Regions from separate parts of the Homo sapiens genome. Here region 1 is linked to region 2. The links are chromatin loops, found by intact Hi-C in ENCODE. Cell type or tissue: mesothelial cell of epicardium. All regions are shown on one strand. Each heading gives the region's core, and the rest is flanking DNA. Links, peaks and the distances in the headings are about the cores only. Region 1 has its middle 23 kb from the start of DACT2. Region 2 has its middle 83 kb from the start of FRMD1.

Region 1 (15,235 bases), core at 4,418-12,417, 180 kb after region 2:
AAATTTGGTATGAAGACGCGTCCAATTGCTTTGAAAAGGTGAGATTGCAATCTGCAAATTATCTGGAAAAAAAAATATAAAATGAAAAGAAAGACTTCAAAAGAGGACTTGTGGGTCTTTTTATGTTTGTTTTTTACTTATTCTATGGGGCAAACTATTCAAACGAGCATGGATGACATTGATTTTCTTAGGATCTTTCTGTAATTTAGTTCTTGACCTGATAGCAAAGGAGGACTGAGAGCGTTTTCACCTCTTCATTTGCCCCAGCTGTGAGTCCCCAAATGTCCAAAGTATGGCCTTGACAGAGAACTCACAAGCACAAACAAAACAGGCAAACAAACAGAAAACAGCAGGTTGATGTTGTACACGGACCCAACCCATCTGATTATTACCATTTGCTAGGCTCTGTTCAGGATATGTCAGTTCCAAGAATAACAAGAGGGAGGGGAAGGGTATCGCGTCTTTCCACAACCTGCTTTTACCAGGCTGCAGACAGAATTCTGACACGTGGAGACACCCGTTAGCAAGTAGGCACAGACCTGTCACCCACATGTTTCTGGTGCATTCCTTCCTGTCACCGCCCCCACCACCTCCTAACATGTCCTGCCATGCAGTATTGTAGGTTAGTTGGCCTCTTGGTGAGTTTTCTATAAATGACACCATGCTGTCTTTTGTATCTAGCTTCTTTTGTTCAATATTATGTTTGAGCCACACCCATGGTATGCCACGTAGCAACAGTTCATTCATTTTGTGTGTGTGTGTGACGGAGTCTCACTCTGTCACCCAGGCTGGAGTGCAGTGGCAAGATCTCGGCTCACAGCAACCTCCACCTCCCGGGTTCAAGCGATTCTCCTGCCTCAGCTTCCTGAGTAGCTGGATTACAGGCGGGTGCCACCACGCCCGGCTCACTTTTTGTATTTTTAGTAGAGACAGGGTTTCACTATGTTGGCCAGGCTGGTCTTGAACTCCTGACCTTGTGATCCGCCCGCCTCGGCCTCCCAAAGTGCTGGGATTACAGGGGAGAGCCAGCGCACTTGGCCATTTCCTTCATTTTTACTGCTGCATGTAGTAGCAGCATGTAACTATATCCCTGGGGATATAGTTAAGTTTAGCAGCAGAATGAATAATAATATATCCTCATGAACATAGGTACAGTTTATCCACTCTGCTACTAACACAAGATCCAGTTGTTTCCTCTTTCGGCTGTTGCTGCCCTGACACTTGCACATTTCTTTTAGTTGGATATACACGGAAGTGGAATTGCTGGATCATAGATTATGCATATTTGTGATTTGTTTGCTTTTTCATTTAAGCATATGGTGAAATGGACAAATCATAACGATACAGTCTAATGAGTTTTGACTGTTGTATACACCCGTGTAACTCACACATATATGGAGTCAGGGAAGAGCATTTCTATAGCTCATACATTTTCTTTGGCCCAGTCCCCAAGCATTCACTGTTGGTATTTCTAGCACCCTAAGTTAGCCCTGCCTGTTCCAGAACTTTTGACATTTGTCCATCTTACAGGAATCATCCTTCCCTCCTTTTGAGGGTGATACTGCAACCGCTTTTGTCTGTTGACCAGTGGATGGGCATTTGGGTTATTTCTAGTCTGTGGCTGTTATAGACGAACTCTCCTGATTCTTCTTGTATGAGACGTTTTGTGGACATGTGTTTTCATTTCTCTTGGAAATGGGTAGATATCTTGGGGTGGAGTGGCTAGGTCATAGGGTAGACAGATGCTTAATGTTTTAAGAAACTGCCAGTTTTCAGAGTGGCTGTGCATTGCATATCCAACCAGCAGTGTGCAGGAGCCCCTGTCAGTCCACATCCCACTAGCACCTGGTGTTGTCTGTCTGTTTCGTGGTAGCCATTCCAGAAGGTGCATGAAGTTGCATATTCTTTTCGTGCAGCCCAAGGACTCTAAGAGCCAGAGTGTGCAGCTAAGCCTCAGTTTGAACTGGCCTGCTGGTCCTGAGGGTCCAGGCAGAGGCACTGTGGCCCTCTGTGTTCCTTTGCCACCTTGTTTTCCCAGGATGTGAGTGGGGATCTCGTTCCAGTAGCCGCCATCCTTTCCTGCACCAGCACCCCACACACATGCACACTGCTGCATCCTCAGTAATGAGGGTGAGGTGAACCTTGCTTTTTTCTCTGCTTTACCAGTTAAACACAAAGATTATGTGTGACCTCTGGCCACTTAGTTGCTGTCTGTGCATCAGTTTCATTATTTGCACAGTGAGGGTACTAACAGAAGTTATCACCAACAAAAATCGCAGAAATACAGGAGTTCAGACATGAAGCAACTAGAACAATGTTAGATATCTTGCAAGTACTCAGACTGCATTAGCTAGTGCTAGTCATGTGCATGCTTCTTACTGAAGAAAACGGAAAGCATGTAGCATTTCAGTTAAGTTTCATTTGCATTTAAGTTTCACACCTACATTCAGCATTCTGTCCACACAGATCAAAGATGCTGAAGATAACAGAAAATTTCCAGCATATGCTGGAAGGAATGGGGAGCTAAGAGAAAAAACAAGATTCACAAATACTAACCAGTTTAGCTAGAACTATGATATAAAAGAGGATATCCAAATATGTAGTAATTCAGTACACAATAAAATAATAACATTATCTTAGTGAATTATAGTTAAGAAAAAAATATAAATCATATAAGAATATTTTAGGAAATACAGATTTTAGGTTTCATTGGGGAAATATGATTGTTTTCCTTTTTAAATTATATTGTGCACATATGTGGTTGTGTTTGATATTTTAAAGTTTTTAAAAACATTTTAATAGATTTTGTAATTACAACCATTGGAGAGTGTAAATAGAAATGTGTGTAAAATATTTTCTGATGTGAAGAAAGCATGTCAGAGTCATGCTTTTTTTTTTTTTTTTGGAGGATAGGGGAAAGGAAAACAAGAATGTAGAAGAAAGGCATAGGTTTTACAGGTAAACATGGTCTAAAAGTTATCCATGTAAAACCTAAATCCATTTCAGTGTTATAATCAGAATCTGCCCAATGTGTAGTAAAATTCCACCTAATAATAATATATATTTCACAATTGCTAAAAGAGTAGATTTTAAATCTTCTTACCACAAAAACAGTACGTATGTGAGGTGGTGAATATGTTAATTAGCTTGATTTAATTATCCCACCATGTAAACATGTATTAACACACCACATTGTACATGGCTATATGCAATTTTATGTGATCTGCCAATTAAACAAAAGTTGAATGGAAAATAAAATCCAAATTAATTTTACAGAGTGTGTTTCAGTATTAGACACGTGTTTTACATTAGACTGAACCATGTGAAGTTGCTGTTTTTTTTTTTTAATTTAACAAGGTTGAATAGGCCAGGCATGGTAGGTCACCATGCCTATGACATGGTGGGTCAAAGTGCTGTAATCCCAGCACTTTGAGAGGCCGAGGCAGGCGGATCACCTGAGGTTAGGAGTTCAAGACCAGCCTGTCCAACATGGTGAAACTCCATCTCTACTAAAAATACAAAAATTATCCAGGTGCGGTGATGGGCACCTGTAATCTCAACTACTCGGGAGCCTGAGGCAGGAGAATCGCTTGAGCCAGGGAGGCAGAGGTTGCAGTGAGCCGAGATTGTGCCATTGCACTCCAGCCTGGGCAACAGAGTGAGATGTGAGACTCTGTGTCAAAAAAAAAAAAAGTTGAATATTGACCATTTCATGTAATTTAATTGTATGTTGGTAAGCTTACACATGAATGCCAACTTTATTAAGTTCCTCATAAAATAAGGAGGGGTATAAATAACTGGGTCAATAATAAATACTTAGTAAATGAAAAAAATGACATTTTCTTAAGCAAAGAGAAGGGGAAATTTAAACAGAATCCACGGAGATTTCAAAGAATGGTTGGCAGAAACCGAGGGTGACCGGGAAGTAAGCAAACAGCCTCCAGAGGAAGAAGTGTTTTGGTATCTTTACCAATATTTACCATCACTGGAAAGATTCCTATTTGCAAAACTCCCCGCAGGAAGGTATTTTCTGGGAGCATCAGCCCGGAACTGGAGTGGGGTGAGTGTTGGGAACCGGGTTTGTCATTGCTCTGTGGTGTGAACAGACAGGATTCCCAGCCCCAGACAGGATTCCCAGCCCAAACCTAAATGTGAACTAGACTCACCTGTTTGTTCATACATTTAATCTATTACAACAAAAAACGTACTGTTTTCTTGCCATTACAAAAGTAATACATGCTTATTATAGAACAATTGGAAAAAACAAAAGAAAGAAAAAGAAACAGTTTTCACAATCTCACCTTCCAGAGTCACATTTCTACAACCCTGTTTAGGGTGCATTTCTATCTTTTGGGGGCCTTATATTTTATGTTAAAAATGAAATTACATAGTGCACACAGTGCATTTACACCACTATAGGTGTGTTTTCACACTGCTATAAAGAAATTCCCGAGACTGGGTAATTTATGAAGGAGAGAGGTTTAATTGACTCACAGTTCCGCATGGCTGGGGAGGCCTCAGGAAACTTAACGATCATGGTGGAAGATGAAGGGGAAGCAAGGAGCTTCTTCACATGGCAGCAGGAGAGAGAAGTACAAGCAGGGGAAATGCTAGATGCTTATAAAACCATCAGATCTTGTGAGAACTTACTCATTATCACGAGACCACCATGGGGGAGACTGCCCCCATGACCCAGTCACCTCCCTCCCTCGACACGGGGGGATTACCATTCGAGATGAGATTTGGGTGGGGACACAGAGCCACACTACATCACACAGGTAACCTGCGCTCTTTGCTTGGCATTGGGTGAGTGCTGTCCTCTGTCTCTGTCACCTGCCCTGGCTCATGGTTACATGGATGTTCAATCTTTGTTGGTGCATGTAACAGTTTATGAATCTGCAGCTTGGATGCAGTTACCCCATCCCTGCTGTGCTGCCTACGGGGTGACTCCTCACTCAGCCCCCATCGCCCACAGTGCTGGCTTTGCAGGTCTGGGCCTACACTTGGCCATCTGTGTCTTTCCTGCCAGGAAGTCCCTGGGAGCACCAGCCTGCTCCTTCCACTTCCTGCAGCTCACTCAGTGAGCACCTCGGTGTTTTCTTTTCAGTCCTTGAATTCACAGCTAGTGATTATTTATGTCGAATTCTCTTTGTTAAGTCGTTGGGTCTGCATCATCTCCCGACTCGACCTCGATGGACACACTTGCTACGACATGTCCACTGGCAGCTAAATACGTGTTCATCTCTATTTTATATCTTTAGAAAACAGACACAAAAGGTGAATGGCTTATGTACATTGAAAAGGTTGCCCCTCAGAAAGTTGTACTGATTCACGCTTTCAACAGCCACGCCTAGGCACTGTGTTCCCACACAGCCTTGCTAGACTGATTATTATTTTTTAATTGCATTAATTTAAAATAAGTATAAACTATTTAAATAATATGAAATCAACAAAATATAAATATTTATAACTAGATAATCCTGAAAGGCAAGGAATTAAAGGGAATTAAATTCTATGTATAGTCTAACTTTTAGACCGTTTTCTTCTTATAAGGCATTTACTATATAAGGCACTGTGTTTTAGAAACATTGGTCTGTTTATTCCTCATAAGTAACCTATGAATATTCATTAGTCTTCCCATTATATAATGGAGAAACTGGATCCCAGTAACTGACACAAGGCCCGTATTAGGCCAGCCTGTGGCCTGAGGATGTCAGACTTCATAGTGAACCACGGGAGGAGGGGATCCTGTGGTTTAAGAGCACAGGCTCTGAAGGCAGACCTCCTAGGGACCTCAAAGCTGCCACACTGTGGATCCCATTGTCTACGAGGAAATGGGCCTACAGGAATCACATGGAATGCCTCTGCTGCTCCGCAAGATTCTCTGGAGAAACACCTCTCCCATGGTACGCTGCCTTTGCCATTTGCGGCTGGTGATAAATCACTGGTGCCCAGTGTGGTCCCCGGGGCCCCAGGTGGATGCAGGTACATCCATGTGGTCCTGGCAGGCTCCATGGAGGAAATCCAGATGGTCCCTTGCGGGCTTTGCCTGGTCCGGTCCCTCCTGTTCTCAAGCTCATGGCCTGCTGAGGTCCAGTCTGGGCCTTCACTCAGCCATGCTGCCCCTTTGCTTGTAGGGTGCCCTTGGCTGTGAACGCCTCCCCTGAGGTGCCAGGACATGCACCTGCCCTCCCCCCAGGCCTCTCCCATGTCCCATCCTACCATGCGCCCTCCCTGACGCCACTCAGGGCCTCGTCTCCCTCTGTGGGCTCGGGTCACCTGTCTTAGAATCGGTGCGAAGACACATCCATGTCTTCCTCTTTGTGGAGGATGCGTCCCACCACTAGCTCCTCCTTAACGACTGGTTTCATGGTGGAGGGGAGCTGGTGGGGTTTGCAGGCGAATTTTGCCCATTCTTCACCCTTACAGAATCCAGACAACTTCGGGATGTTTTCTGCTTGAATTCCCAGACTGCCATTTCATTCAGTTTGTGTCTAGCCCATGTCAGGAATGCACTCAGCAAGCAGGCACTCAGGCCAGGTGCTCAGACCAAATGCAAGCAAGTGGTAGGATCCCTTCAGCCTTCTGGGCAATGTGTCCAGAAACTGATGGCATCCATTTATGAAACTGAGGGTTCTCTGAGCTTGAGTAAGTGCAGTAAGACATAGGGACATTCTGTCAGCAGCGTGTCCAGCTAGAACATGGAAGGAAGGAATTCTGGGTTGTCATGAAGTCTGTGGTCACCTCGTGAGTGTCCCTGAATAAATTGTGTGTCAGTTTCTCTTTCATTGCCAAAGATTTGAAACAAGCAGGACTTCGATGTCAATTTCCAAAAGAAAATTGTTAATGAGAGAAATAATATTTTGTTGCTTTTTCTCTTTAGCAGCAGTCGAATGAATTGACTGAGATCACTTTATCTGGCAAAAAATTATAACTGTGATTTCTCATCCTCTCCCTGTTTCCAACTAATAGATATTTTTATTTTGCTAACACATATGTAACATAAAATTCAATGTCTTACCCATTTTTAAGTGTGCAGGTCAGTGGCATTAAGTGCATTCACACTGCGGTGTGAGCATCACCACCATCCACCTCCAGACCCTGTACACCTTCCCCAACAGAACTCGGTCCCATGAACCCTTACTGCCTCCAGCCTCTCGTGTCCACTCTCATACTCAGCTTGGATTTTCACTCCAGCAACTTTGGCTGTTTTGTTTTGTTTTCTAATTTGGAAAGAGTGTCTAAGGCAGTGGGGAGTGTTGTAGGTGGCAGAGCGGTGGACGTTTGCTAGAAAACAGTAACGGTGTGTGTTGGTATGTAGGTGGAAAACATCTGCGTGGTTATTTTCTAAACCTTTCTTCCTGTGAGTTATGTTTATGTGCCGCATTAAACTGCAAGGTGCTGGAAGGTGGCTACATGCCTGGACTTCACTTGTAGCACATCATTTGTGGAAGGCTGCAGTAAGTACTCAATACTTTGCTGTTGATTGATTTCAGAACGGATTGATCAGATTGCAGAGCTCTGGCAGGTGCCACCGGCTGCCTAAATTCATCATTCATCAAAAAGCCTTCTGAAAGTTGGGTCTCTAGCGGGTGGTTTGGGCCACTTTCCTCCTGATCAAGGGGTCATTCTTGACATGTGGGTTTATTATTTTCTCCTCACATTTTAATGCCACGCATTTGAATTGACGCCTGGGTCCAATGAGTTGGCGCAAAGGACCCACTGAGTCCAGACACGCCCTGGCGGCACCGGGGCCCTGCTTGGCTCAGACACGCCCTGGCGGCACCCAGGCCCTGCTTGGCTCCCCTGGACGGAGCCAGAAGACCTCCTCTTTGTCAGGAAGTCTGCAGGTTTCAGAGACTAATTCTCTGCTGGGCATGTGTCCAGAAGAGGTGTAAGGAGTGACAGATTGATGGAAAGGCACGGCACCTTGGCTGGACAGGCTCGTCCTGTTTCTGGGCGGGCGGGGCGCACGCCTTCCGTGTTTGGTGGAGAAGCAGCCTGTGGTGAGGAGCGAGGAGCCAGAAGGACGGCTTGGGAGTGCCCTGGGGGACCTGAATTGCTGTGAGTGTTGACAGCTCAGGAAAACTTACTCTTCTGTCAGAAGAAATACGTCTTTTAGGAATTGGCCTGAGTTAGAATCTCAGATGCTAAGAAATCGACCGACTTTTCAGGAAAAAGGTGTGTTTTCAGCCTTGCTGTGAGTGGCTGTGAGAAGGGTCTGATTTGTCGCTGATACAGGTTCCTAAAGGGAGTGCCACTGCCCCAGCTGACAGCTCGCTGCAGGTGAACCCCAGCTTGCTTCCTAATGTTCTGTGCTCAGGAGGGGAAGCTCCCAGTGGCTCAAGTGACCCTGGTGCTGTGTGCCTGCAAAGTTCTCCGCAAGCGGGGCAGGACCAACTTGCCACCCCAGACACAGGATAAAAATTGCAGCAGAGCAAGACTCAAGCTGGATCACGTGGTGTGGTGACTTCTTTACTTCGCACCCCTTTTCAACCTTAACATACTGAAGGGGAAGCGCTGTGGAGAAAACCGGATGATGGGTGGAGACCAGGAAGGGTACAGGGAGCCCACCTGTGGAGACGGGAGGACCACGTGCGGATTCTGTGCCTGACGTGAACGTGCTTGCCAGGTGTCCTGCGTGGTCTCCGGCCACCACAAGGAGAGCCTCCCTCTGCACTTGCCTTCACCCTGGCTGCCTGTTAGAGAGCTACAGGGCAACTATGAAAAGTCACTCGTGCCAGCCCTCCCCATCCCTCCCCACATGGTGTAGCCAGCCTCTCCATGGTTGGTCTACGTGCAGCTCTGCAGGTGACCGAATGTGCTTGCCCGGAGAACCTGCCCCTGCAGAGCCCCTCAGTTGGAGACCTGGTGCTTTTCAAGGCCAGACACCTGATCCTATATCCAGCACACCCTGGTGAACACCAGAAACCCGGGGCACAGGAAGGGACCCTTGTTTGCCTGTGGAAAGTGTTAACAGGAACTTGATGCATTTAGACCACGTGTTAACTTTGGGCGTCACTGACGGATGTCTGAGAACTTGAGGTGGGGAGATGGCGATTTAGCTTCTCAGGCTGGCCTGGGTAATTAAACTACCGATGTTATTTATGAGTTTTGGTCTTAAAGTGTTGTGCAAGCACCAGAGGCTTCCTAGCAAAGAGAGTGCGATTTTCTTAATCACATAAAATCTCAAGGTCCTGGCAGCTGCTCTTCAGAGGGTGTTTCCCGCTGTTGCAGCTTAATCTGGTAGCGAAGCTGTTGATTGAGTTCCCGTGAGTAACAAGAAACAGCAGAGATTTGTGCATTTCTACGTACGGCAAGTCCTGGCCCCAACAGCTTAGTGCTACACCTACCAGTTGTGGGAAAATTTACATTTCCAGGAAACTGCATACAACTGGGTAGAGCGCTGGTCCTTCAGGGAGAGAAGTGTTCCAGTTAAATATGGCCATCTTCTTCCTCCGTCTCCAAGAATACAAACACATTATTTTAAGAACCAAAATGGCTGAGCCCACAATTGTAGCATGAACAGCCCTAGGCATTAAACAACAGGTTAAGTAGCTCTTGCTGTCTATGAGCCCAGCTCTGACACTGCCTGGGTGAGGGCCTAGCCCCCAGTGCCTGAGTTTCTGCATCTGTGAGCCCAGCTCTGGCACTGCCTGGCTGTGGGGTGCTAGGCCCTCAGTGCCTCAGTTTCCATATCTGTACACTGGGTCTCCAAATGGTGTTGACCATCATGGAGTGGTTGTAAGGAGTTAATGACTCATATGCATGAAGTTCTTAGAACAGGCCTTCCCCTTTGCCAGCACTCAATAAATGTCAGTTATTATTAGCAATATTAGGGTCAGGCTACAATAGTAAAGGGTAGTGTTTTGTCCCTGAGAGGATTGGAATCTAGATGGAATGAGAAATAATAACAGCAGCCATCATTTGAATTTTCCCTGTATACCGGGCAGCAGACTAGCACGTTGAGTAAATATCTCAAGTAAAGGGTACAAATCCAGGTGGAAACAGAGAAGGAGCCTGTGACAGAAACTGTGCAGCCAGGAGAGGCCGGATCTACATGCTCAGAACACAGGGTTGTCGGCGAAGCTTCCCCGAGAGCCCACTTGGACCTGTTGTGGGAAGAGACGGCAGAGCTAAGACAAGCAGGTGGGTGCCGTGGAGGAGCCGAGAGCCGATTGCAAACAACAGCAGAGGACGTCTCCTCTGCGACTGTGGGACTCCCCTTTCCTAGGTGTCTTTTAAAGCAGAATTGATTCCCACCCTGCGGGGAGAGGGGCGTGCGGTGTGAACCTGCTGGCAAGAAGGGGAGGGAGTGAAATCTTTACAGAGCACCCTCCGTGAGGCCGGATTTTTAGAGGTAGGGATCAGGAACCACTGGGGCAGTCCCTGCAGGGGGTGGTCTGGGCTTGTGTGAAAACCTTGGCGAGGAGAGACCCATGCCAGCGACGTGGCGTCCTAAGCAGGACGTCCAGCGAGTCAGTCACCAGCGCGGGCGCCTCGTCCTGTCCATGGAACATTCTGGGCTGCGCCGCCTCCCCTGGGGGTGGGGCTGCAGGAACCCTCAGGACCCTCACGCCCTGGGGGAGGAAGAAGCCTGGGCTGAGTCCCAGTGCTTGTGGGGAAGCTCTGAGCGTGGACACCGTGGGCACTGACCACTGGGGTGAGGACCTCACCCCTTCCCTGCACGTCTGTGCTGGGCCTTGAGGGAGGAGTGAGCACAGCCCCCCCCGGCCGGCGGGGCAGCCGAGGGAAGCTTGGGGGCAGCCGGGGGGCAGCTGGGGGAAGCTGGGGGGCAGCCGGGGGGCAGCTGGGGGAAACTGGAGGGCCCCTGGGGGAAGCCGGGGGACAGCTGGGGGACAGCTGGGGGAAGCTGGGGGACAGCCGGGGGAAGCCGGGGGACAGCCGGGGGAAGCCGGGGGGCAGCCGGGGGAAGCCGGGGGACAGCCGGGGGAAGCCGGGGGGCAGCCGGGGGACAGCTGGGGGAAGCTGGGGGACAGCCGGGGGAAGCCGGGGGGCAGCCGGGGGAAGCCGGGGGACAGCTGGGGGAAGCCGGGGGGCAGCCGGGGCAGCCGGGGGAAGCCGGGGGACAGCTGGGGGAAGCTGGGGGGCAGCCAGGGGAAGCTATGAGCATGAGGAGCCAGGGGTCCCCTTGGGAGAGGAGGGAGTGTGGGTGTGGAGGGCGCCTGCTGCCCAGGCTCAGCCCCCAGAGCCAGGCCGGAGAGGGAGGGCATGGAGTCACCAAGCGCTTTAGAGCCGGATGCAGAGGTGCCTGTGTACGCATTCACTTCCACGGGAACCAGCAGCGTGTGGAGGAGGCGCAAGGGGACTGGGTGAGTCCTGCTGTGGCTCCAGTCCATGCCCGGCAGCTGTCAGGGATGCAGAGAAGGACGCGACCCCAGAGGGCCAGAATACCCCGTCCGAAACTCACTCTGGCTTCAGAGGCCGAAGGAACAAACCACATCCTCTGGAGCCAGATGGACAGAGGGCTTCTTGCCTGGCTGTTCGTTGACCTGGTGGATACTGCCACGTCCAGGTGCCTGGGAGCCCTGCACGGGGAAGGGAGGCCATTCCCCCAGGGAAGGGGGGTCCCCAGACCCCACCCCGCAACAGGGAGGAGCATTTATGGGGGTGAGACTAGGAGAGACGTGAAAAACCCTGGGTTGCTCTGGCTCGTGGGGACCTTGAGGTTTCCAGGCGGTGGGTGTGCATTCCAGGCCCATGTTTCCAGCCAGGACTTGCCTGGGGCCTCCCTGCCCCCGGCCTTCTGCACCCTGCTCAGTTTTCTTTGCAGCCAGCACATTCAGGCTGTATAAATACTGTGCTCACCTCTCCTAGAAGAGAGGCCAGGCAATGGCAGGTGCTCAGTAACACTTGAATTCCTGAAGGCATGGGTGCAGGTGAAAGTGTGAAGGGAAGAGCTTAGCTGTGGGCTACGTTTTCTAGATTGGTGGTTCCCAAATTCTGGTCCTGGAGGCCCTGAGCATTGGGTGCGGGTGATGGAGCGGGAGGCTCGTTCACAGTGCAGGCTTCTGGGTCGAACCAGGTCCTGATGAGAGAGGCTTTCCAGGAGCTGCTGTGGAAGCCACATTGTCTGATGGTGACTCCCAGGTCCACATCACCTTTTTATCTCTGTTGAGTCAGTGCTGTCACCCTGTCTTGGCTCTGCTGGGTGAGAGAGGGGTGACCACAGTCCCATGTTTGGGTCAGAGTGTTGAAGGGAGATGGAGCAGGCTTTACTGGGGCTGGGCGGGTCTCGGTACAGGAGTGTGGGGAATGAACACAGACATCTAGAGAGTATGAATTAGCAAGAGGAGCACTCATAACACCACTGTCCTGCTTAAAAATGCAAGACTCCCGAGAACCCGCCCAGAGCACAGGCTCGTCCCGCACAGCGGGAGGGACTACTCAGGGGCTGGGGTTGTCACCCACCCAATTTTATCTTTAAACATTTTCCCCATCTGTGGTTTGGTCTGGTTTTGAACTTTATATTAAGGGAATCACACTGTGTTTTTCTGATTATGGCATTGCTGTGAAGAGCCCTCCAGGCACCTGGCTTCCGGTCTCAGCTCTGATACTCAGAGGCGGTGTGATGTCCTAGCCTCAGTTTCCTGATCTGTTCAATGGATGATCATAATCTGTATGTCTTAAGTGACTGTATTAGTGAGTTAGTAGAAGTGCCACCTTTGAACACCAATGGAAGCCGTGGTTATTTGTAAGCTTGACCTGCTATTTCACTCAGTGCCGTGTTTCGGGTCCGTGCTTGCTGATGTGTGGAGAGCAGTTGGTCCACGTGTTCACTGTAGAGTGCCGTATTCCGTGATCCCGCCACAGCTGCTCTTCCAGGCCTCTTGCCTGCAGGGCGTTCATCCCCACCACCATGCTGCTCAACATGCTTACACGTGTCTCCTGGCGCCCTCTGCAAGCACGCGTTCCACTCGCTGGTTAAGCTGAGTGTTGCCCAAGTGGTGGAACCTCCTTCCTCCCTCACCTGCGGGGAGACCCTGCTGTCCCAGCCCCTTCCTCGCTCACCTGCGGGGAGACCCTGCTGTCCCAGCCCCTTCCTCGCTCACCTGCCGGGAGACCCTGCTGTCCCAGCCCCTTCCTCGCTCACCTGCGGGGAGACCCTGCTGTCCCAGCCCCTTCCTCGCTCACCTGTGGGGAGACCCTGTTGTCCTAGCCCCTTCCTCGCTCGCCCAGCTCACAGGCCCCTCTCCTGACCATGGGCACCCGCCCGCCCAGCTCACAGGCCCCTCTCCTCCACCCATCCCTTCCATGTAACGTGAACTCATTGCTCATGAAGATAAGCAAACATGGCACAAATAAGCAGCCCCCTCACCTCATGGGGACGGTTCAGAATTGGCCCAGAAAGAAGTGACCAGGATTTGGAGCACGGCCCTGAGGCCAGAATTAAGAGAGTCAACACTTCGTCCTGGGTCTGTCTCATGGGGCGGCAGCAGCCTCCTGCAGGGGAAGCGTAGTCACTCCCACACAGAGCAGGGTCGGAGCTTATCCCACAAAGGGCCAGGGAGCAAGTGTTTTAGCCCTTGTGGGACAGGAGGTAAAACTGAGGGTACGATGTAGGTACTTAGGTGGCAGCAGAGAAAGCCAAGATGACATTCAAAGCTTTAGACATGGATGTTTATTTAGCTGTCATATAATTTTCCCCTCACGAAGTCTTCTCCTTCTGCTGATTATTTTTTCAAATCTTTTGAAATATAAAATTATCCTCAGCTCACAGACACTACAAGGACAGTTGGTGGGCTACAGTTTGCTGACCCTGGCATGAAAAGCAGGTGCAGAGCAGAGCGGGTCTGGAGAGAGGGATGCAGGCTTGGGCCAGGCCTCTGGGAAGGCTGCCCGCTGCCAGCCTCAGGTGCTGCACTGCCCTATGCTCACCCTGGAAGGTGCGGGCACCGTTAGATGCTGCCAGCACACTTGGGCCTGCAGTGATTTTTGCTCGTAAATCAGTCTCTTCTATGATAAATTACTCTAGGAAATTTTCTTTTCTTGGCTGGGCATGGTGGCTCACGCCTGTAATCCCAGCATTTGGGAGGCCGAGACGGGTGGATCACCTGAGGTCAGGAGTTCATGACCAGCCTGGCCAACATGGTGAAACCCCATCTCTACTAAAAATACAAAAATCAGTAGGGTGTGGTGGCGGGTGCCTGTAATCCCAGCTGCTTGGGAGGCTTAGGCAGGAGAATTGCTTGAACCTGAGGCGGAGGTTGCAGTGAGCCGAGATTGCACCACTGCACTCCAGCCTGGGTGACAAGAGTGAAACTCCATCTCGAAAAAAAAAAGTTTCTTTTCTTGTTGCAAGCCCCAGTTAAACACTCTAACAGGGCTGATCGAAACCACGGCAGCTGCCTGCCCTTTATGGAGTGTAGGTCCGTGCCCTTGTTGTCAGGAGGGATCTACACAGAGAATAACCCAAGGCGGGTTCCAGCCCAGGGCCCAGATGGCAGCCACTGCAGAAGGCAGACGTTCACCTAAAGAAAAGGTCCCTCCTACGTTTATCATGGAGACCTCCAAGGGAGAGAGACACGTAGGTTATGCTCAGCTGGTCTGCAAGTACATCCTCATGAATAATTCCATAAAATTGTTTCTTAGGGCAAAGTTATGCTGGGCTTGAGCTGGGTTCTGATGCTCGATGTCATCAGAATTTGTTCCTCCAGGCGTGGAGATGAGTGGAGAGTGGAAGAGAAACATTAGGGGTTCAGGTTCCCAGATAACCCTGCCTATTTTAGACCCAAATGCTTCTTTTTTAAAAAAATTATATATATGTATATATATATATGTGTGTGTGTGTGTGTGTATTGTGTATATTTAAAGTATACAACATGATATTATGGGGTACAGATAGACAGTAAAAAGGTTACTATGATGAACCAAAGTACATATCCATTATCTCACCTAGTTACTCATTTTGTTTGTTTGATTTTGTGACAAGGTGGCTGTAGTAGTCTGTTTTCACACTGCTATAAAGATGCTACTTGAGACTGGGTAATTTATAAACAAAGGAGGTTTAATTGACTCACCGTTTTGCATGGCTGGTGAGGCCTCAGGAAACTTACAGTCATAGTGGAAGCTGAACAGGAAGCAAAGACCTTCTTCACACGGCAGCAGGAAAGAGAGAGAGCAAGAACAGGGAAAAGTGCCTTATACAACCTCCGGATCTCGTAAGAACTCACTCACTGTCACAGGAACAGCATGGGGGAAACAGCCCCTTAAT
Region 2 (15,235 bases), core at 2,597-10,596:
ATGCTTCACCAATCAGGCAGCCCCTGATCAAGAATAGGCTCAGAGAGACTCTGGCACTGCCTTGGGGTGGAAAGAAATTTATGGACAAAAAAGCAAAGTGAGGCACAGAAAACAGAGAGGAAGGACAGAAACAGCTGGTCAGTTACAGCTCAGTGTTTGCCCTTTTGAACACAGTTCGAACAGTTTGCTGCCTGTGATTGGCTGAAACTCTGTGATTGGTACAAGAGTGGGTTAGGTCTGTTTCCATGTCCAGTTAGGTGACAGTTCGCTGTGTACACAGAAACCTTCAGGCCAAATGTAAAATGTGTAAGAAGGCAGCTTTAGGCTAAACTTCATTCAACACAGTGCAGAGTGTGTAGGCAGCATCCATGAATGAGAAAGTTATAGCGTGTGAGTGTGTGTGCACAGGGCAGCACCTGTGGCTGAAAAAGTCACAGCAGGCGAGTGTGGGCATGCACAAGGCAGAAGGATGGGACAGCATGGCCGGCCAGTGCATGGTCACTGGGGGATTTGCATGGCAGGCCAGCTGGATGGTTTCTGGGGGATTTGCATGTCGGGCCAGTGCGATGGTAACTGGGGATTTTTCATAGCAGGCCAGTTTGATGGTAACTGCAGGGTTTGCATGGTGGGCCAGTGCAATGGTAACTGGGGGACTGGGTGATTTTCAGATGCAAGAACTCTTCCCATTTCTTCAAAGCGGGTACTGACATGCTGAGCTGTTCATCTGCATGACTGCAACCTCTGTGGGAAGTTGGGGAAGCCACAGACAGAGGCATTTTCTTTTCTTTCTCACAGGTCTGGGGTATCGCTGCCACTGTGTTACTCCCTCCAATGATTAAGTCCTACAGAAGCCAAGCCCTTTTGGGAATCAGGCTCAGAGTGGGCTGTGTCCTCACCTTAGTAGCTTCCCTTGTCCAGGCCCCTGACAACAGTCATGGGTGGCGGGGCCTCCAGTTTCAGTGAGCTTTGGGGATTTTCTGTAGCGCACCACCTTCCGCTCCTTAACCTGCATGAACAGAGATGACCATGGCCCATCAGAAGATGGAGAAACTAGACAGGGGGGCATGTGTGCCCCCTTTTCCAGAGCCTCACAATGACTCAGCGTTTGGGCAAGAGATGGATCCCAGGACTCCCAAACATTCTTCCAGCCTCGCACAGTTCACCAGAGAGTCACAGTGACTCATTCTCATCCTCAAAGTCTTTTCCCACTCAGGTGTCTGGTAAGAAGCCTGGTTAGAAGCTCCACTGCAGGAAGAAGGACATCTTGCCATGTGTTTTGAACACATGTTGTCTTGTTATATGTTGTGAACATAGATGTTTTCAATTGATTTTAACAAAACACATTATACATTCCATTAAGAAAAAAAAACAATCAGTGTGTTTGCTTTGCTGTCTGTGAAAGATGTTTCAAATGAAGTGGAGTGATCTAATTTCATTGTCGGCTCCTGAAGAATTCATATAGCAGAGTGAAAACATCCATCAGTATTTGGACATGTACTCCTTGTGGTTTAAAATAAGGGCCAAGCACGCCTTTTATTTGGTGATATTCAACATAAAGAAGGCGTTTTCTATGTTTTTGTGATCTCATTTTGCTTTCTTTGAAGACGAATATCATTTTTAGAACAAAAAAGATTGTAAAATAATTATGTCATCAGAATTCAATGATAATTCACAGGAAAACAGGACACTGATTGTGTTGGTCAAACAGCCCATGCGCACGGTAAGCCGAGTGTGACTTTGTTTATCAAATGCTCATGTGGCGAGACCGATCTCTGGACTCTGTCCTGGGTTCCCGGGCTCCACCCAGGCTGCATCTCCCATCCCCCCGGTGCACACGCTGTGTTGCTGCATCTCCCAACCCCCGGTGCACACGCTGTGTTGCTGCATCTCACATCCCCCGGTGCACACGCTGTGTTGCTGCATCTCCCATCCCCCGGTGCACACGCTGCGTTGCTGCATCTCGCATCCCCCCGGTGCACACCCTGTGTTGCTGCATCTCGCATCCCCCTGGTGCACACGCTGTGTTGCAGTTCTTGCCTCGTAGGAGCCGTCCATGGCAGCTGGCAGGTGGAGGATCCTGCCTTTTGAGTACTGTGTTCCTGGGTCAGTGCAAAGTCAGGTGCACTGGAGCAGGCTCCTATCAGCTAAACATTCAGGAAGTTTGAGAGGCTGATGTTAAGGTAGCTTGAAGTGGTCATGAGAGAAAAATTTGCACCCTGAAAGTTGACAAATGCTTCAAATCAGGACTCCTCCTCCATCCTGTCCCAGCTGAATACAGAGAAACGATTCATCTTTTGCCGACCTCTGTTGCCTTTTGGCAAAGTAAAGTCATGAGACTTCAGGAAGCAATTCAACTTCTCAAAATGAATTAAATAGCTTTCATGAGCTTGCAAATGTCTGCCTTTCTTATAGGAGGAGGCAGAGGGTTCAGCCTCCCTAGAGAAGTGATATTATAATCTCCACCTCTGTCTCCTTTTGGCAAAGTGAAGTCACGAGATTTCGGGAAGCAATTCCCGTCTACATTCAGCACCTGCAATTGCATTAAAGGACATCCCGGGCAGAGGAAAAGCAAGGCCACGGGCACAGGGCGGGGCAGTGGCAAAGGTGATGGGGAAGGGTGGCTGCCGACATGGTGGTCAGCAGGCTGCAGCCACCTTGTGACCAGGAGGTATGCCTTGCTCAGAAGCCCAGATGCTTGATGCATGTACCGTCCAGATGTTCTAAGCCATGTGCACAGAGAGCCCTCGGGCCTAACAACACATACATCACTGTCAATCCCGAAGCACCGTCATGGAGATTTATCCACCCTCCAACAGCATCAGTGCCCAGGAATCCGCCCAGATGAGATGAGTTCCAGGAAAATGTTGTCCCTCAGGAGTCCTGGGCTTTACTTTCAGATACACTACTCTCTTCAGGTATGAATTCCATAGTCATTTCCATGTTAAGCCTCAGCCTTTTCAGTGTAAAATGGCAGTTCCAGGGGGAAATGTTGTACAGTAGGATAAGCCAGACTCAAATTACTGAAAACATCCTGAATTAGTAGCCACATTTCCACGTTTCGGTGGCCCCTGGCAGGTGGAGGTTATCAGAGCGTCTGGCAGCCCTCTCATTCCCAGGCTAAAATGAGGTCTGACTGCAGCTCATACAGCTGGAGTGTGGCCTGGTGAGGAAGGGTTTAGAAGACCGAGAGGAGGCTAACATCCTACAAAGCACAACAGTCACTTCCTGAAACATACCTTAGGTGTGATTTTAAACTTGACTCATTTGACGCACTTTTTCTGGCACTTACAGAGATGAGGCCATCTTCTCTTCTGACTGCTTTAAGCTCTTGCCAGGCATTGCCAAAAAAAAAAAATAACCTGGGGACGAGCCGCCCACCCAGCAGTAGTATTGATCCGTGCTTGCCAACGGTCCTTTGCTTTCGTGTCTGTAAGCTGTGGCTCCCTGCGGGTCAGTCTTCCTGACTCAGAGGAGCAGACACTTCTGCATTACTCACTGTTCTAAAACGTCCTTGTAAACACCAGAGATTTATTCTTCAGCTTTGCTGTCAGATGGCTAATCTCTCATTTATGGGTTTGTGCTGACTAGTGCATAGCCAGCACAGCACGGGCTGCCGCTCTCCACTCCCCCAGAGAAGGGCCCAGGGTCCCCCCTGCCCCGGCTCCCAGAGCTCAGCTCTGGTATTCAAGGCAGGACCTACCCACCTGCCTGAGGGCTCGCCAACAGTGTTACATGACGACCTAGAATAAAAGCTGCAGAGACTTCAAAAGAGAGGTCTCCTTTAAAGGCAGTGAAGTAGGCGTTTTGGAGAAAAGATGTCTATGGTTGCTAAACACTCACATTTTCAGGAGCCTTGGTAAACCTGGAGAAACTGTTTGATTTCTAAGTCAACATACTTCACCCAGTCATCCTTCCATTTGGTTAAACTGCATAAAGCTCATCACTGTAACATCACTTCACTAGGGGGCTGACCCCCTCTGTCTCCTTTAACAAAGGCAGATATTTGCAAGCCCGTGAAACACAGTGGGCTGAACATGTTCCTACATTGTTATATTGGAAGTGGAAGCAGCTGCTCCTAATTTGGTCATCTTCCCTCAAGCAGGAAGGTGTCGCCAAGCAGAGGGTCCCACGGAGCCAAGACTCCACAGACTGCTACGTGACCACAGGGATGGGTTAGACCCGCTTCCAGCTTCTGCAGCTAAAGCAACAGCCCCCACAGGGCAGAGGAAAGCGACAAAACCAAATCCCAGCGCTTCTGAAATGGACACATCTGCCCTCTGGAAAAAATCAATTGGCGTTGCCGTGACAGATTCTGCCGCCCAGCAAGACGCGAAGTGATTTAGTAATCTAGTTGTTTTTTGTTTTTGATTAAGCAAACAGTTTTCTACAAAAGCAGCTAACCCTCTCCTATCATTGCCGGAGCATGGGCTTGGTAAAGGAAGTAGGTGCAAAATGCTGGATTTTATTGATTCTCCAAATGAAGTGTTCCCACAAGGCGAAGAGGTGGAGCTCCGGAAATGCTCACCGTGTCTGTCTTCTCCCTGGCATGGTGGGGCTGGCTGCACAAACACTCGAAGAAGTCTTTGAATGCCAGCCCTCAGCACGTGGGGCAGGTGCAATGGTGCCTGGAGTCTCAAAGCTGAGTCATGTAAGAATCCGCTTAAAATGGGTTCAATGTTGACAAACACTGACTTAAAAAAAAATTTAACACTGACTTTAAAAAGCCAGTCTATTAAAATGTCTTTCAACTGTAAATGTTTACATCAAAAGTTTCATCTTTATAATCACTAATTTAAAAAAACTACCAGTGAAGTGAACACACACACACACGCACTCTCACACACATGCACGCACACACACACACGCACATGTGTGCACACACAATGCACACACACGCACACACACAAAGCACATATGCACACGCACACACAGGCACACATGCACACACACCCGCGCACACACACGTGATTATCTTCTTTCTTTTTGAGATGGAGTCTCACTGTATCACCCAGGCTGGAGTACAGTGGTGCAATCTTGGCTCACTGCAGCCTCCGCCTCCCGGGTTCAAACCATTCTCCTGCCTCAGCCACCCGATTAGCTGGGACTACAGGCATGTGCCACCATGCCTGACTGATTTTGTATTTTCAGTAGAGATGGGGTTTCACCATGTTGGTCAGGCTGGTCTTGAACTCCTGACCTCAGGTGATCCACCTGCCTCAGCCTCCCAAAGCGCTGAGATTACAGGTGTAAGCCACCACGCACGGCCACGTGATTATCTTCTCACTCATCACTCTGAGTGCTATGTTTGAAGACCCCGGCTGAAGACCACTGATGTGATGTAAAGATCTGGGCTTTGCCAAGATGGATTTAAGTTTAAATTCCAGCTCCGCCACTCAGTGCCTCTGTAAATTTGGGCCATTTAAACTCTCCAGTCTGTTTATACACAAAGAGAGCAAACAGCATCTGCTCCACAGTGGCTGTGAGGCCTGCACGGAGTGTCAGGAGAGCATCTGGTACACAACAGAGAGACAATTGCAAGCTTCGCTCCGCTTTCTCCTGTAACAAATATTGATTGAATTGGTTGAATATTGATTTGGAAGCTCCATTAGCAGGTGAGTTTCCAAATGCTCACCTCCACTGAGGTGAGCTCAGGGGCTCCTCCAGGACAAAGCCAGTGGTGTGGGGAAGAACACTTTCTTCTGGGCCATTTGGGGTGAACTCCTGGGGTTGGGAGCACTGGCTCTAGGCAGCCTGTGTGTGACACCAATCTCGTTCGGACCTGGGACTTTATGCAAATGGCTTACTTCCTCTGTGCCTCAGTTTCCCTATCTATAAAATGAGGAGGGTAATAGTGCCTTCCTTAGAGGGCTGTATTAATGTTAGTCTTGGTTGTTATTATAGGAAAATGCATTTTTCCCCTCGGCCTTCTTTTGTTCAATCTCTTCAATTTTCTTCCTCTCTGATACATTTGTTATTTTTATCATGCCCCCTTTCCTGGACTAAAGGAGAATATTCAATTAAAGTAATGCAGTTTGAAAGCTCTGAAGGAGGAGTCTTTTCTTCCTCAGCCCCAATTACTTTGATAATTGGAGTGAGTCCTACATATGACCGCAGCTAAGAGCCATCGATGGGGAGATGGACACCACAATTTCCTATTTCATTACAAAAAATGGTGCCAATTAAATCGAGTCAAATCTTTCTTACCATTTAGACTTTTTACATTTTTTCTTACAGAAGGAGTAAGGGCTAATTCGGGCCCAGATTGTCAGATGTCATCCTTGTGAATGCATAAAAAGGAAACTGTAGTGGTGGGAACGGAAGGGTTCCCTGAAGCATGGTCGGAGACCCTGTCCTCGTTCCTTAAAGTCACTGATGACAGAGTGAGCAGCCGTCTGGATTGCCTGGGACAGAGGAGCTTTCGGTGCTAAAACAGGGACAGTCTGGGAAGCTGGGAGGCTGGGCCATCTTGGGTGAGGGGTGGTTTCTGCACACCGTCCACCATGTCCCTGAAGGCTTGGTCGACACACACTTCTTAGAGCACCTGCCTGACCTCCAGGGTTTCCTTCCCGCCCTGACAACAGTTTCGCAGGTGTGATGTTCACTTTCTTCGATCTTACGTGGTGGCATCCACCGAATGCTTTCAGCCAACAACCAGGACTTACATTTTATTTCCTAAACCTTATGCAGTTTATGGGTGAAAGCACTGGGGGGCATGGTTGTCTGGTGCGGTTTGTGGGTGAAAGCACTGGGGGGCATGGTTGTCTGGTGCGGTTTATGGGTGAAAGCATTGGGGGGCGTGGTTGTCTGGCGAAGGAGTTATGGGGTAACAACCATGTCACCTGTTCCTACCTTGGGGCCAAGACCTTGGAGCACCCGGAGGGCAGAAGTCTTTATCCCAGAGGTTCCAGCCCAGGGGCCTGTGCTGGGCCCCACCCCGTGGCTCTTCTTTTTGATCTTCAAGTGCCTGAGAGGCCCCTTCCTCTGCGGGCTGAGGCTTCTGCCAGGCGAAGCCCATGGCTCAGTGGCAGTAACGGCAGCATGGCCGAGGTCACTCGTGAGGAGGCAAGGATGTCCAGTCACGACCGCCTCCCCATAGTCCATAACAAGCAGCCTGACTCTAGAGAGGCCAGAATGTTGGGAATGCCGTAGATTTAATAATCAATGACGCGTGGCAACTCCACCTGGTCTGTGAGGAGCCCCACTGTCACCCTGGCCGTCCTGCCATCCCCCGACGGGGCGGCTTCCTCGGTGGGCTGCGCCTCTCCCCTCCCCATGCTGCTCCTCCCCAGTGTCTCCAGTGCTCCCCTTACCCCCCAGCCTGGCAGGCCCTTCTCTGGGTGCGGGGTGGGAGGAGCAGCCCCTGCCAGGCCCCCCAGCGACCCTTGCCCGCCTCAGCTCTGCACTGACACTGGGGTCAGGTCTTCGTTTTGGAATCCCGGGCCGGGTACTTGCTTTGGTCAAGACTGCCTTTGGTGCCCGCTGCTTTCCCATGTTGAACACTGACAACCGAAGCGTGGGGCATATCAATTATTTAAGCGATGATGAGGAATTATTTTTATTTTCAAGAGAGTTTCGAAGTTCTCTTTGAGTCCTGAACCATGAGTCTTCCTCAGCCTGGCAACTTTGCTTCTGATTTTCCGTGAATGTCGTTAGAATATGAACGAGGAGGTTCTTTGTGTCTCAGGCAATGCCAATCCCAAGAACAGAGCTTTCTCCTGCCGCACGGGTATGCACCATGTTCTCAATTATGTCTGCGGTTTTCCTCTCTCTGAGGGTCTATCCGCCCCACCTGTGGTGAGGACTGAAGGCTTACAGGTTAAACACAGCTATCCCTTCCAGGCAGAAGTGGTAATTTGTGCTCTGATCTCAGTGATGTTTTAACCATTAGAGGATGCTTTTTAACACCTTAAATTCCATCAGTCGGGATGGAAACTTGAAAAGGCTATGGGAAATACATTATTGCTCCATCTAAAAAGCTCCCTTCAAATGAGAATGAAGGAAAGGAACGAGCTACTGAATGCACCAGGCAATCTTCTTGCCCTCACTGTTAGAATCGCCCTATCCTTGCCTCTCCTGATCACTCAAACATAAAAGATATTAAAATATTTTTTTCCAGGTAAGACTAGTTGGCCACCGATCCACATTCTCAAGAGGAAAGTGTGATGATTTCTTGGTATGGCTGGTGCAGATTGAACTGAAAATCTGAGCCTGCCCAGGTTGAAGTGGCTCCAGCCCTGCGGTTAGCAGGACACTCATTTAGATGGAGGTGAGCAGTGGGGCGGTTCCCTCAGATGCAGCTGTGACGCTGAATTCCTGGCTCAAGTCTCAGACCTAGTGAGGTTGATATGTTCACAAACACTGATCTGTGTGCACTTCCGTTTGTCTAACACAAGATAAATTCAAGCGTGTGTTTATATGTTTGTATTTCCAACACAGAATGAAAGTGGCTCTTTTCTACTTGGATATATTACACATTTTTGTGACTTTCTTTTTAGACCTCTGAGCTCAGAGGCACCTCTGCTTATTCCTAAGGTTGAGTTTTTTTCTTTTTGGCTCTGTTTTCCAGAACTGAGGAGCATGGAATGTTGAGAGTTAGGGAAGATATTGGGAGTGGAAAAGGAACGAGTGGGTTCACCTTGGGTCAGTCAAGAGTTGGCCTGTTTTTATTTATTTACTTATTTTTTGAGGTGGAGTTTCACTCTTGTTGCCCAGGCTGGAGTGCAATGGCACCATCTCAGCTCACTGCAACCTCTGCCTCCCAGGTTCAAGCGATTCTCAAGACGGGATTTCACCATATTGGCCAAGATGGTCTACGAACTCCTGACCTCTGGTGATCTGCTCACCAAGGCCTCCCAAAGTGCTGGGATTATAGGCTTGAGCCACCACACCTGGCCTGCTTGTTTTTAAGTAAAATTCAAGTCAGTTGGTATTTGTTGACTCAGGGCCTCGTATTTGACACAGAAAGATGTCGAGAGGCGAGCAGAATCTCACTGCTGCACTGAGGGGCTCGCTGGCTGACGGTGGGAGGAGAATGTCTAACAACCTACCACATGCAGCAGATTCTCCTGGAAAGACGGGAGAGGCAAACGTGGCTACTGGTGTTTGGAGCAAGAAGAGATTTCAACAGCCCATGGTGAGGACTGGGAAAGGCTAAGTTATGGAAAACAGGGCTTTTTAATGGCTTGACACATCAGAACCCTCACATTGCTTTTAGAGTATGTAGGTCAGCTGGTTCTTCTGGCACGCATTTGCTGTGTCCAGGGCTGGTGCTCTGACAGCTGGAGATTCCCCAGATAAAGGCTTGCTGCTGGGCCGCACAAACCAGCTGAGGTCAAAGCACTGAGGAAGCTGCTCTGTGGCAGTGCCCTCGGCGGGAGGCAGGAGAGAGGCTGGCGTGGAGAAAACAGGGCTCGGGCAGCATCAGCTTTGATGTAACAGAGTGCTTCGTAAAACTCCCAACTTCCAGTGATTTGTTGATTGAAACATAATAGTTTCTGTACAGTTCTTTGGAAACCTAAATTTGTGGGTTACTTTCCGGTACTTTTTAAATTAATTTCATGTAAGCACCAGAAATATGATCAAAACAAACAATTGTAAACTTTGAGACTGTGACTGGACTCAGTCCCCTCACAGAGGAATGTAGGATAACTTTGAGCTTTAGAAAGACCTGCAGGACTGTCTGCAAAACTCCAAACAGCCCAGGGAGGTCCTCTGGCTGCTGCCCTGACCTCGGATAGGTCACGTCAGGGCTTTGGAGACTAACATGGTAAATGGGCTAGGCTCTGTGAATTCTTCAGGTATCAGTGAATTCTTCAGGGGTCAGTGATTCAAAGTTCTTAATTCTAGGGTTGTCTACCTCTTGTCGTTATCACTTAGGGGAACTAGAAACTGATTTACTTCAAGAGCCCCCTCCATCACGTTTTATGCAGACGTCAGAAAAGCATTGCACATTTTCACAGAGTTTCTTGCCATTTACTTATCACACGTAAATTGGCATAATTGAAAGAATACTTTCTTTAGTTCTGCATGGATGGTAAAAAGTTTCTGGAAATTTATTTCATTTTGAGAGTTACTTCCAGGGTTATTTGATGAAATTCAGATTTTTAAACAAATAATTTTAAGATTGCTTTCTAAGTAAGCATTTTTTATCTCATTCATGGGAAAAATGAGTAATCAAATTCGATTACAAATCATTTGATAGGTAAATAAAGCCTGATTTTTTAAAAAAGCACTTGGCTTTTTAAAATGAAGTGTTGAAATTATTTCCATTCAGCCATATTAGTACAGCTTTTCTTTCTAGATTTTCTTTGCTGCCAGGACTCCATTGAATATTGTGAAAAGAGTTACGATGCTGGAAAGCTAACACTGATGACAACGATGATGATGATGATGATGAATAACTGATATTTATTCATGACTTGGCAAGCATCAGGCATCATTCCAAGTGCCTCATATGTCTGAGCGCATTCATTCCCTTAGTACCTCTATGAGGCAGGGACTATTATCCCCATTTTACAGACCAAGAAGCTGAGGCAGTGAGACCGAATCTTGCCCACAGCTGCAGAGCTGGAATGCAGCAGAGCTGGGGGTGGAAATCAGGCTTTGAACCTTCAGCACTGCACTCCCAGCTCCCTTGTTAAAGACGAGATGTTTGCAACTCAAGTATCACCCTGAGGTCTGGGAGTGTGTTGTCTTCTCGACATGGTGTTTCTAGAGTCTAGCCCAGAGCCTGGCACATAGAAGCTACACAGAAATATTAGCTGAATGAACATCGATTTACCTGAAGGCGGGTAGGTCCATTTGGTGCATGTCATAGAGGATTTCCAGAGTTTGAAATGACATGTGTGACAATACAGCTTGGAAAACTAAGAGCAGAATATGTTTTGACAGAGGAGGTAGCAATTAGGCACCTTTGTTTTTGGAATACTAAATAGGATTTGGCATTTTGTGGATTTGGTCTTATTTTTTCAGACTCTAGGGAGGAGAAACAACATCATGCATCTCTTCCTGTGGTCAGGTGGATCTTGTCTATTTGGTGAAAGCTTCTCTGACAAATATAAGCTTTTATTTGGGTTACTGTGAAAGCATTGACTCTCTAATAATTATTTTCCCTCTTTTAACCTGCTGTCATGTTTGTTAACGAGGCCATCAGCAGAGCAAATTTAATTAAAGGGTGGATGGCAGGAGATGATGGGCCATGACTAATGGTTCCCGAGAGCATGGAAGAGTGTTTGGAAAGAGAGTCACTCCCTTCAGCCACCAGGACCACATCATTCTGTTATGTCATTTTTATTTTATGAGGGATGTTTTCTCGCTGGCATCATATGTTGAAACTCCTCCTGCCGCTCCTGTGAGGAGGGCTGGGCCTCGTCATCATCCTGGACCCAAGAACTGACCTCATGCTTGACTTTCCTGCCCACTCCCTGGGTGGGATGCACGAATCTCCACAGCATGTGGTCACCACATGGAGGGCTCAGTGCGTGGCGTGGTGTGGCACATGGGATGAAGCGCACACAGAAACCAAAGTGCTCTAAGAGCCACCTCTGTCACTATATCGTGATCATTTTGCCTGAGTTTGGTGTTGCTCCTGATGTTGGCTCCTTATGATAAATGTGTCTTTTATCTGTCCCCATATCAATAATTATCTAAAAATAAATCAACAACTAAAGTCTGCTGAAGATTGGATGGTTTGTTGCCTCAAACATGCAATTAATTTCCTTTCATTTTGATTCAATTCTCATTAAAAAAGCAGAAGTGAAGAAACACGGCAGACCATCCACCACACAGGGGCTTCGGCAGACCCTCCGCCATGCAGGGGCTCCGTGATTGGAGAGCCCTGTTCGGACGCTGGCACCCACTCAGCCTGGGTGGCTGTGGGCAGGGGTCTTACTTCAACCAGAGTCTGTGGCTCATGGTGGCTGTGTGTCTTCTGTATTCCAAGTCCAGGACAGACCCAGGACTGCCAATGGGACTACACAAGGCAGCCAGGTATGCTGTGAATTGTACAGCTGTACAGGGCTTCAAACAGCTCAGAACATTTTTGCAACATTTATGAATCTGTCTTTCCAATCGCGTATAATAGATATACTTAGGCCTATTTTATATAGGAGAGACTGAGACAGAGGTACTGAGCTCAGAACTGAAATCCAGGCCCTCTTCCATCGGGGTATTATTACTGTTATTATGCCAACCTTGTGATGGGTTGAACTGTGTCCCCAAAATTCATATGTTGCAGTTCTAACCCCAAGTATCTCCGAATGTGACCTTATTTGAAATAGGGTCTCTCTACAGAAGTAATCAAGTGACAGTGAGTTCATTAGGGTAGATCCTAACCCAGTACAACTGCTGCCCTGATAAAAAGGGGATATTTGGACACACGCAAGGAAGAGACACAGGAGAAGATGCCGTCTACACACCAAGGAGAGAGGCCTGGAACAGATTCTCCATCTAGGCTCAGAAGGGGCCAACCCTGCCGACACCCTGATCTGAGATTTCCAGCGGCCAGGACTGTGAGGCAATGGCTCTCTATGGTTTAAGTCACCTGGTGTGCGATCTTGTGTGAGGACAGCCCTGGCAAACTCAGAGAAGCAGGCTTCAGTGCCCCACACAGGCATCTGTCCTAGCTGGGTGGCCTTCTTAGGATGATGTCTTTGTAAATCCCAACGTGAGGCACATGGCCCCATTCCCCATGCTGCACAGGTGAAGCCAGAGGCCCAGAGCACCACTGCCTGTGACCTCAACCTGCAGGCAAATCTGCATGAGGACGTAAAGTGGCTTTTTATTCAACGGAGTCTTTGCCTTGACTCATCCCAAGGTTGTGTCTCCATAATGTGAAAACAACTGATAAAACCATTTGTATTAGTCCCTTCTGCCACTGCTATAAAGATACTACCTGAGACTGGGTAATTTATAAACACATGACTCACAGTTCTGAATGGCTGGGGAGGCCTCAGGAAACTTACAATCATGGCAGAAAGCACCTCTTCACAAGGTGGCAGGAGAGAGAGTGTGCAGGGGAAATGCCAGACACTTATGAAACAACCAGATCTCATGAGAACTCCCTCACTATCATGAGAAAAGAAAGGGAAAAACCGCCCACATGATCCAATCACCACCCCCAGGCCCCTCCCTTGACACATGGTGATTACAATTCAAGATGAGATTTGTGTGGGGACACAGAGCCAAACCATATCACCATTTTAATAAAACAGCCAAATGAATTGTCCAGCCTTGTGGAGAGGAAGGGAGAGGCCACCTCACAGAGACCTTTCTCCTTAAACTCAGCTAGGATATCCCAGGACAGAGGGTCATAGAGTAGCCGAGCCAGCGGGAATCAGAATCAGGATGAGATACATGCGGTGCGCTGGGGGCAGGTGCAGGGGAGGTGAGTGTGCTGGGGTGAGTGCTCTGGAAGTGAGTTAGAAAGCATTTCCAGGGACATTCCACCCAGCCTCCACCTGTCAGGTGGGCCATTCAGGTCCCAGATGGAGTCACATTAGCGTATCCATTCTCTCTTGCATGGCTTCTAAAGGCAGCGACGAGGGGGGTGATGATCAGTCCAACAATTGTAGGAACAGAACGATAACCCACATATTAATGGAGCTCTTCCAGGGAACCCGAGGCTGAGCCCCAGGGAAGCAATGGTGATGTCCTGGCTGCTGTGGTTGTGCAGTCTAATGGGAGGAGACATTCTAGACAAATTGTCAAAGCTCAGTACATAGAGGATGAGTAACAGGGGCAGCCTCCCTCCAGGGGTGACAGGGGCTGTGTGTGAGGGATAGGAGGTTGCTATGCGGGGGTGCAGGAGGATGGGCTGGGCTGGGTCATCCTGGGGTGGGAAGGGACAGAGCATCTGAGGAACAGAGATGAGGCCAGTGAAGCAGCCAGCAGCAAGGGGCGGGACAGCCAGGGGCAGGACGTGCCACCAGAGCTGTAGGCAGGAGACCAGCCTCAGGGGACCCAGGGGGGTTCACTGAAGGGCTGATTTTCATTGAGAAGGCATTGGGGGGACATGAACAAGCCTCTGTACAGAAAGTTTACTCTTCCTACAACATGGGAAATGGATTTGAGAGGGTTCAGCTGGGACCTTGAGGCCTGGGGAGCTGCTGCGGTGGCTGCAGCGTGGCCCTGGAGCTGGAGAGTGGGGGCAGATTTGAGGGAGGCCTAGGAAGTGAAGTCCAGAGGACCTGGGGATTGACGAGTCACGGGGGTGAGAGAATGTAAGCTCCACAAAGACGATGATTTTGTCGATATTCTTAGCTTTTGTATCTGCAAAGCTTGTATAAGGGTTGCTCATAGAAAGCGCTGAATACAGTCATTAAGCGAGGGACTTCCTGAATACAGTCATTAAGCGGGGGACTTCCTGAATACAGTCATTAAGCGGGGGACTTCCTGAATAGTCATTAAGCGGGGGACTTCCTGAATACAGTCATTAAGCGGGGGACTTCCTGAATACAGTCATTAAGCGGGGGACTTCCTGAATACAGTCATTAAGCGGGGGACTTCCTGAACACAGTCATTAAGCGGGGGACTTCCTGAATACAGTCATTAAGCGGGGGACTTCCTGAATACAGTCATTAAGCGGGGGACTTCCTGAATACAGTCATTAAGCGGGGGACTTCCTGAATAGTCATTAAGCGGGGGACTTCCTGAATACAGTCATTAAGCGGGGGACTTCCTGAATACAGTCATTAAGCGGGGGACTTCCTGAATACAGTCATTAAGCGGGGGACTTCCTGAACACAGTCATTAAGCGGGGGACTTCCTGAATACAGTCATTAAGCGGGGGACTTCCTGAATACAGTCATTAAGCGGGGGACTTTCTGTGTCGCTCATCAAGGCTGATGCTCAGGCTTTAGCCTGCACTGCTAGGGCGTGGCTGTGTCACCCACTGAGGCATACGGCACAGGACAAGGACTGAAATGGGAAACTGAATCCACGTGGGGCATTGCCCATTACAGAGCAAGGTGTTCCAGCAGAGACTTCCCAGAGCCAAGTCTGGCACAGATGTCGCTTCTCCATGCAAAGTTCCCTACACCCCAGGTCGATGTAGCCTTTTGTAGCTTGGCTCTCAGGACACCGGTCCACATTACTCCTGTGGTTACAATCACACTTTGCTTTATCACATTTCAACACTGAGCAATGAATGTGAGCAGGTGAGATTGCTGGATGTTTGCATTACAGCCTGGGAGGAAGAAGAACAGGAGGGCAGAGTGTGGTGCACTTACAAAATATT

What was found. A loop is a pair of places that touch in the nucleus more often than their neighbours do. Peaks named below come from ENCODE experiments on the same cell type or tissue, not always from the same donor. Only the 100,000 strongest peaks of a DNase experiment are listed, where the experiment ranks them.
Region 1: it touches region 2 in a loop (4-fold over the local background); 48 of 110 quality-filtered maps call a loop at or near these places.

What each region holds. Positions count from the first base shown.
Region 1 is chr6:168,334,949-168,350,183 of GRCh38, forward strand. No RefSeq gene overlaps it. Among named protein-coding and RNA genes, the nearest start is that of DACT2, 23 kb to the left of the region's middle. RefSeq lists an enhancer at 12,562-13,062. In mesothelial cell of epicardium, for the core only: no CTCF peak of the experiment used is centred there; a DNase peak (open chromatin) is centred at 7,906.
Region 2 is chr6:168,154,251-168,169,485 of GRCh38, forward strand. No RefSeq gene overlaps it. Among named protein-coding and RNA genes, the nearest start is that of FRMD1, 83 kb to the left of the region's middle. RefSeq lists enhancers at 1,399-2,398, 2,399-3,396, 3,397-4,395, 14,039-15,235. In mesothelial cell of epicardium, for the core only: no CTCF peak of the experiment used is centred there; DNase peaks (open chromatin) are centred at 2,701, 3,651, 4,241, 7,311 and 3 weaker places.